Linked DNA regions of Homo sapiens: region 2 is linked to region 1. A link is an interaction called in ENCODE POLR2A ChIA-PET data of the cell type or tissue named here. Cell type or tissue: PC-3. All regions are shown on one strand. Each heading gives the region's core, and the rest is flanking DNA. Links, peaks and the distances in the headings are about the cores only.

Region 1 (4,434 bases), core at 162-4,161:
TATCTGACATAGTGCTGGAGGTGTTAGCTAGTGCAATAAGACTGGCAAAGGAAGTAAAATGTAAGCAGATCAGAAAGGAAGAAATAAAATGATCCTTACCTACAGATAGCATGGTTACCTACATAGAAAATCTCAAGGCACCTACAAAAAAAAAAAAAAAAAAAACCCTCCCAAAACTGGTAAGTAAATTCAGGCTTACAAAAATCTATTGTATCTCTATATGCTAGCAATAAAACCATACATTCTGAAATTAAACATACAATTCAATTCATAGTCACTCAAAAAAAGGATCACATAAATTGTAAATCTAACAAAACTTGTGCAGAATTTATAAGCTAAAAGTTAAAAAAACTCTAATGAAAGAAATCAAAAGATAAATAAATGGCTACTGTAGTTACAGATTGGAAGACAACATAGAAAAGATGTCAATTCTCTCTAAACTGATATAGAAGCTTACAATTCCTATTAAAATCTCAGCAAGTATGTTTTTTTACAGATGCAATAAAAATTAACCTAAAATTTATAGGAAATGCAAAGTTAACTAGAATAGCAAAACAATTTTGGGAAAAAATAAAGTGGGAAGAATCCATCTACCCAATTTCAACTCTTTCAGTACAACTAAAGTAATCAAGACTTCTTGGTATTGGTGAAGGGATAAACAGATGGGTCAATAGAATAAAATATAGCACTCAGAAATATACTCACACAAACATGAGCAACTGATTTTGACCAAGGTGCAAAAGCAATTCGAGGAAGGAAAGACAGTCATTTCAACAAATGGTGCTGGAATAATTAGATATAAATAGGCAAAAAAATTAAAAACAAAAGCAAAACAAATAACCCTTTACCTAAGTCTCGTAATTCATATTAGCTCAATAAAGATCACAGACTTAAGTATAAAACGAAAAGTATAAAACTTTTAGGAAAAAAAGGCCAGGCACGGTGGCTCATGCCTGTAATCACAGCACTTTGGGAGGGCGAGGTGGGCGGATCATGAGGTCAGGAGATTAAGACCATCCTGGCTAACATGGTGAAACCCCGTCTCTACTAAAAATACAAAAAAAAAAAAAAAAAAAAAAAAAAAAAAAAATTGCCGGGCGTGGTGGTGGGCGCCTGTAGTCCCAGCTACTCGGGAGGCTGAGGAAGGAGAATGCTGTGAACCCAGGAGGCAGAGCTTGTAGTGAACAGAGATCCCGCCACTGCACTCCAGCCTGGGTGACAGAACGAGACCTTGTCTCAAAAAAAAAAAAACAAAAACAAAAACAAAACAAAACAAAAAAACGAAAAAATGGCTTAGGAAACAAACAAACAAAAAACAGGAGAAAATCTTGGGGTCTAGAACCAGGCAAAGAGTTTTTTGCACTTCACACAAAATTATGATCAATAAAAGAAATTATTGATAAATTAGACTTCACTAAAATTAAAACTTTTTGTACTACGAAAGACCCTATTAAGAGAAGGAAAAAACAAGCTACAGAGTGGGAGAAAGTATTTGCAGATGACATATCCAACAAGGGAATCAAATCTAGAGTACACAGGGCTGGGCGCGGTGGCTAATGCCTGTAATCCCAGCACTTTGGGAGGCCGAGGCGGGTGGATCACCTGAGGTCAGGAGTTCGAGACCAGCCTGGCCAACATGGTGAAATGCTGTCTCTACTAAAAATACAAAAATTAGCCAGGCGTGGTTGCACGCGCCTGTAGTCCCAGCTACTCAGGAGGCTGAGGCAAGAGAATCTCTTGAACCCGGGAGGCAGAGGTTGCAGTGAGCCGAGATCACACCACTGCACTCCAGCCTGGGTGACAGTGAGACTCCATTTCAAAAAAAAAAAAAAAAAAAAGAAATAAAAAGAAAAAAGAAAAAAAAAGAGTATAGAGTATATAAAGAATTCTCAAAATTAAACAGTAAAAACCCAAACAATCCAATCTAGACCATACAAAAACTGTATGAAGCCAGTTTACCAAAGAATATATACAAATGGAGACTAAGCACCTAAACAATATTCCACATCACTAACCTTTATGAAAATGTAAATTAAAACCACAATGAGATATCATTACACATCCACCAGAGTGGTTAAAATAAAACAATAGTGGGAATAGAAAATGCTGACAAGGATGCAGAGAAAATGAATCACTCATGTATTCCTGGTGGAAATATTAAATGGTATAGCCACTCTGGCATTTTCCATAAAAATTTAGCATGGAACTACCTACGGCAAAAGTAAAAGTACCTACCCATGAAAAGTAATGAATTATCGATCTCCACAACAACCTGGATGAATAATATTGTGTGAAAAAGTCTTAGAAAAGTGAGTGAAAAAGACAATCCCCAAAAGTTATATATTGTATGATTCCACTTATGTAACATTCTTGAAACATCAAAATTATAGTTACAAACATGATAGACATTAATTTAACTTTATCAACAATCAATTTAAATGTGAATGGTCTAGATACACAAATTAAGAAACAAAGTGTTAGAGTAGATTAAAAAATAAAAGAAACAACAACAAAAACAATTTTTTTTAAAAAAGAACCAACTACTAACTATAAGTTTGATACAAAGAAACTACTCTAAACATAAAGATTCAGAACAAACAGTCCAGGAACTAATAAGTCAGCATAGCAAGGCTGCCCTATATGAAGTCAATAAACAAAAGTCAATTGCTTTCTCATATGCCAGCAAGGAACAATTGGAGTTTAAAATTAAAAAAAAAAAATACACCCTCCACGATAGCACCAAATAAGACAAAATATGTGTGTATCAATATAATAAAATATGTACAGTATCTATATGCAAAAACCTATAGAAATCTGATGAAAGAAACCAAAGACTATCTAAATAAATGGAATAATATTTCATGTTCATAGACCGGAAGATCGAATATTGTTAAAATGTTGATTCTTTACAACTTGATCTACAGATCCAGCATAAACCCATTCAAAATCCTAACAAGATATTTTGCAGATCTAGAGAACTGATTCTGAAATTTGTATGAAAGGCAAAACAACAACAGTAAACAAAAATGAAATAGCCAACACAATACTGAAGAAGAAAACAAAGTTGGAAAAATCACACTATTTCAAAGCTCACTATAAAATGATAGTTATCAAGACAACATGGTATTAGCAAAATAGACACATATATTAATTGAACAAAACAGCTCAAGAAAAAGACCCATACAAATATGGTCAACTAGTTGTTGTTAAGGGCATAAAAGAAAGGCAATTCTATGGAGTAGAAGGTTCTAGAACCAGTCCCCCACAGATACTAACGGGTGACTGTACATGCGAATTGGAATTGAACAGTTAACTAAATGGATGACAGATGGTAGAAGCTAAGTTTCTCACTATTGGAATGGAAAGTTACAGCAAACAAGGGGAAAAGGCTAGAATGATCCATGTAGTAATAGATTAGATTTGAAAACATTAATTTGAACTCAAGTTTAGTTTAATGCCGATACAGGTAGTTACAGACATACAGACATATTTCTAGATATGTGTATATACAGATGATATACACACATATATTTCCTTGCTCTTTCAGCTGAGAATGCCTAGATGCAATGACACCCCAGTATCAATAAGTACATCTAGTACCCAGATCAAACTGTTTTCCAATAAAATAGAACAGGGTTTCCTGGAGAAATGGCTTATTCTAGGACTGATTCAGGAAGTATGTGAGGATGAGCCTAGATCATCCTGTAGTGACAGAAAGTTAGAAAGTACACACACACACACACACACACACACACACACACAGAGGGAGAGAGAGAGAGAGAGACAGAGAGACATGGGATTATATCACAGAAGCTGCCAACTGGAGAGCTCCAAGTAGCCAAAGTTGAAAAAATCGAGGAAACAAGATAAATAAATAATAGATTATAACCTAAGTATAAAATAAATATCTGAGCCCATACTGATATGAATGAATGAATAAAGAGACAAATCTCCCATGCAGAAGAATTCAAATAATTTTGATACTTTCCCCCAAAGGAAGTGAAACATAACTTCCCATTCCTTCAATGTGGGCTGTGCATAGTGGCTTTCTTCCAAAGAATATAGGATGGAAAGGAGGACAAAAGGGTAACATTGCAGTGGAAAAACCTTATGATACTTAAGCCAGTTAATCATGCTTAACATTAATGGTAATATGATGATTCATGTTAATATTATATATCTTTTTTTTTTTTTGAGATGTAGTTTCACTCTTGTTGCCCAGGCTGGAGTGCAATGGCATGATCTTGGCTCACTGCAACCTCTCCTTCCTGGCTTCAAGCAATCCTCCTGCCTCAGCCTCCCAAGTAGCTGGGATTACAGGTGGCCGCCACCATGCCTGGCTAATTTTTTGTATTTAGTAGAGACGGGGTTCCACCATGTTGGTCAGACCGGTCTTGAACTCCTGACCTCAGGTGATCCACCCACCTCAGCCTC
Region 2 (4,434 bases), core at 107-4,106, 690 kb before region 1:
CAATCCTTTTAGGTAAACAATAGTAAAAGCCAGAATGTTCACATCATCAAACAAAGAAATGGCTATTTACATTTATGAATGTAGCAGTAAGTCTAAAAATATTCCTATTGTGTGTGTTCCTTCCATTCTGTCAAGTCTTTCCAACTGATGAAAGGTAACTGGAATGTGTGTGAGTTACAAAGTTAAATTTACATCATGAAAAGAAGGTGATTTGTCTTAGAAGAAAAAACACATGTCAAGAAGTTCAACCCTCCAAAAAGAAAAGCTATTTACACTCTTTGTACAACAGTCTGCCTTTGCACCCAAGCTTATACAGTATCATGTACATGACTTGATGTAAGTTTTTTAAAAAAGACTCATTATGATGGAGTTCTTATGGGATTCCCTCCTCACACACCACCAGCAGGTTCTTCAGAACTTGATTACAGGCATATCAGATTAAAGCAGCTTTGCAGTAGTGTCTAATTAGAGTGTTGTTCTAAAAACACAATTAGGTTAATTGCAGAATTGTTTTACTATAGGGAAGACAGAAGCACAAAGACCTGCAGTTTACCCTGATCATGGTCAGTATGGCAATACCTGATTTCCTTTTTCCTTTTCATATGAACAAGAGGGAGTGCTGGATTAGAAGTGAGAGACAAGGACTCAGTTGCTGACTCTGGCACCAAATATTTATGAAGAGCTCACATTTTACCATCTGGGGCCTCAGTTACTTGCTAAATGGGGTGATTGGGCTAAATCGCCTTTAAGTCCTTTTCAGTACTTTAAATTGTTTAGCAAAGTGGCTTAAGAGATTGCAATAATAATGAAACTGAAGCCAATAAGCAAGCTAACATTATCGAGTACTACATTGTGAATGACAAAGGTATGCCACTGAACTTGGGGTTGGTTTATGAGATTTAAGCATGACCTTCCCTATGATCTCTGCATATCTCTAAATGGCAGTGTGCAAGTTCCAACCCTGTTTAAAATGCCCAGCAGTGTGCTGTCTAACTCCAGTTCAGTTCTGGAACAGGATTACATTTAAGGAGAGACAGCTTGGAGCAGAGGCTAGAGCTCTGGAACAAAAGTCAGGTGGTGTGAATTTTAACAGCTACTGTTCACGATCACTAGTTATGTCCAGGAGCTGTACTAGGCTCTTCAGACATCACTTCTTATCTTCACTGTAACTTCACAATTCAGTTATTATGATCTCCTTTTTTCAGATGAGAGCATTGAGGTCAAGAGGCCAAGTCACTTGCATAAAGTCATGCAGCTACCCATTGCTGGAGCCAGGATTTGAGGCTAGGCCAGCCGGACTTTCAGCTCTATCTGAGGTTTTAAAAACAGCCTTCTTAACCTCTCCCAGGCTCCCTTCACATACTGATACAATCAAAATTGGCAACGGTCAACTATGTGCAGTGAGTTGTTGGTAGGGTCATGAGAGATGAAGCATGTGGGAGTACTCTGGAAACCTCTGAGTTTCTTTAGACTTTTTTTTTTTTTTTTTTTTTAGTGTTTCTGGTAACTTCAAAGCTCCCTAAGTCACTAACCTTTCTTCGCCCCTCCTCCACTAAGGGGCTGTCAGGAAGCATCAATTTCAGAAAATCTTCTTTAGACAGAACATGTTGAGTCTCTGCAACAGCATCTCCCACCACTGTCTGATGCTGAGTTGCTGTGGACATGACATCCATCTCACTATACATCCTGTTGAAAACAATCAGAATGGAAATTAAGCCTATTTGTAAAGTGCCTGTAGTGGTAAGAATTAAAACCTAGGAAGCAGTTTCAACAGCCACAAACGCATACAAACACTTCTTAGGTCTTAAGTCAGTTCACTTTTGCTGCGTTTGCTCCAAATTCCCATGCCATTTCACATTTGTGAAATGAGCTCAACTACAAAGTTAGATGTCTGAATAATTCAGACACAAATCAGATCCCCAAAGCCCAGGATGAAAAAATTACACAGCCAACTTTTAAAATACGGCTGTGTTTTCCCTTTCCTAATCTGTGTCAGAAAACACAGTTTCAATAATTCATCAGAGATGATCATATGTCTTTCGAAGCAACGCTTGTGTGCTCTCGCGGCTGGACAACCAGAGCCCCGATGGCACCCAGGCAACAGAGAGGAAGCCACCCGAGGGAGCCCGGGGTTTACGAGTCATCAATTCACACGTGTGCTAAGCATGTTTTATTATCAGCAATTTCACAAAGCTGTTTGGATAAAGCAGCCGTCTCCCTTAATTATCAGTATATAAAAATGTATTGACAGACAACAAAGGAGTGTCAAGCTGAATTACTGTTTTTAGCTCCTTTACAGGGACAAAACTGGGGAATCATTCTAAAAAGGTTTACTCTGAAAATACAGTCTGAGCAACCAAATATTCCTGAAGACACAGTAAACAGTCAGCGGCTGCACTGTCAGTGGAGGCAAACAGTCTTTGCCACACAACCTGAAACATAACACTCTAGGAATTCACAGCCCACAGCAACGAGCTGGAGAATGACCTGAATGTTATTGCTGTGTGCCTCTGAGATGACTCTTGATTTCAAAAGCCAGGCTATCTTATAACTGTATGACAGCTCACTGGGAAATTGCTAGAATAAGAAACATACACAAACATGCTCAAAATTAAGAAGGATTTCTCTAAAATCCTCTATGGCTTTATTCCTGAGGTAGGACAGGTTTCCCTGTACCTCTCAGTTCTTGAAGCACAAGCTACAGTTACAACATGAACAAATAGTGGCTGTAAAAAAAAAAAAAAAGAAGCATTTCATAACTTTTAAAACATTACTGAAGATTTAGTTGGTTTGTGGGATGGCATGACATAAAAATGGGAGCTACAAGAAGAAACCAAGACGCTGGAGGGCTTTTGCACAAAAGCCACATAAGGAAAACAAAACAATATAGTTTTTACGAAGACTGCATCCAAGAAGCGCCCAACATTCGATCCTGAGGTGAGTTAGGTGGTGCTCAAGAGCTCCAGGCCGTATGTGTTTTGGGAAAGATGCGGGGAAAAATCCCAGGTCCTACCAATAACTGCATGGATAAAAATATTACATCCATAATTACGATTACAATGTGCTGTTCTAGTTTCTATATACGTTTATAGAATATGTGTTAAAATATGTGTTTATAAAAAAACACTAGCTTTCTCTGCTAAACTAGTAATTTAAAGAAATTATCCAATGACGTGTCATAAATACGCTCTGAGGATTTACTCTGTGCCTGCCACCGTGAGTAGTGAAGTTAAGCAGGACAGGGGGCTTGCACAGGACCTCCAGTCCGGGGGTGTGTGCATGTGGTATGTATGTGGTATATGTTCTGCAGGCTGAGATGACCAATCAAGTGCGAAGACACTGTAGGAAGTACTGAGCTAGCGGGTGCAGAGAACAATCCCCTTTGGGAGGGTGCTGGCCAGGCTCAGAAACTCACAAAGGACATTTAGGCAGAGGGAACAGCATGAATGGGTGCACAGAAGCCTGAGACAGAACTGCTCATTCGCTGATATTATTTAAAAATGTAAGATGATATTATTAACAAAATTAACAGTAGGGCTTCCACAATATGATTTTGAGAAATAACTGGTCTATGTGAAACTTCTGGAGAGCACAACTGATTTCTTCTTCAGTGCACAATGAGACACTAAAAATATGATGTACTTGGCTGACTGTTTTCTAAGCATATCTTTCAGCAATCCGGTAAAACACTGTTTTGATAAAACTTCAAATCTAGTTAGTGCAGTCCTGTATGACTGCCTTGCCTTAGAAACACTCTGTGTTGCTGGGCAGAGCCTGGGGCACCTGCTCCATCTGCCAGGATGAGCCGGCACACTGACCAGGAGCCCTGGTCTCGAATCCCAGCACCGGCCTCTTGCGATAACCAGTTTGAGCTCAAATCCTCCCGATAAAATGCAGCTTAGGACAGAAGAACTTCTACAGCCTCTCCCCTCCCAGGTATACCCAAGAGCATGTGTGGGGACTGCCATTTGCCCTTCCATACCACAGGGGTCCCCAGGTGGGGAGCTCCAGCGGAGACACAATCTCAGTCTCCTCTAGTGTGCACACAACCTGCGACTCAAGAGACACAAACCCCTTTCTCACCTCATTCTGGACACTGCCTCGCTCTCACTGAGCATTAGTGCCATCAAACCAGTGCGTGGAAATGCATAAACCCTGGGCTTTTGCATTAAAACTGTCCGAATGGGCTCCTTTCACACTTCCCTGACTTTCCAAAAGAGTCCTTCGCCTAAACATAGTACTACGGCGACATATAAAATGCTTCTAAAAATATTTCACAGAACTTAAAAAAGGCTTGGAATGAATTCCCGTGAAGCACTCAGAAGACTCTTATTAGACAGAAATACCAATGTATCATTCTACCATTTTCATTTATAATAAAAAGGGCTAGTTATCACTATGAAATTCCTTCCTAAATAAGCCATTTGCAATGAC

Evidence for each region. Peaks named below come from ENCODE experiments on the same cell type or tissue, not always from the same donor. Only the 100,000 strongest peaks of a DNase experiment are listed, where the experiment ranks them.
Region 2: POLR2A ChIA-PET joins it to region 1 with 12 read pairs; 1 of 35 experiments calls an interaction of 5 or more read pairs at or near these places.

Annotation. Positions count from the first base shown.
Region 1 is chr1:233,118,347-233,122,780 of GRCh38, forward strand. The region is part of intron 21 of PCNX2 (pecanex 2); the gene reads right to left. Among named protein-coding and RNA genes, the nearest start is that of NTPCR, 170 kb to the left of the region's middle. In PC-3, for the core only: no CTCF peak of the experiment used is centred there; no DNase peak of the experiment used is centred there; H3K27ac peaks cover 332 bases.
Region 2 is chr1:232,426,879-232,431,312 of GRCh38, forward strand. SIPA1L2 (signal induced proliferation associated 1 like 2) reads right to left here. Exons shown (of 23, transcript NM_020808.5): 17 at 1,533-1,686. Among named protein-coding and RNA genes, the nearest start is that of SIPA1L2, 200 kb to the right of the region's middle. In PC-3, for the core only: no CTCF peak of the experiment used is centred there; a DNase peak (open chromatin) is centred at 2,453; H3K27ac peaks cover 774 bases.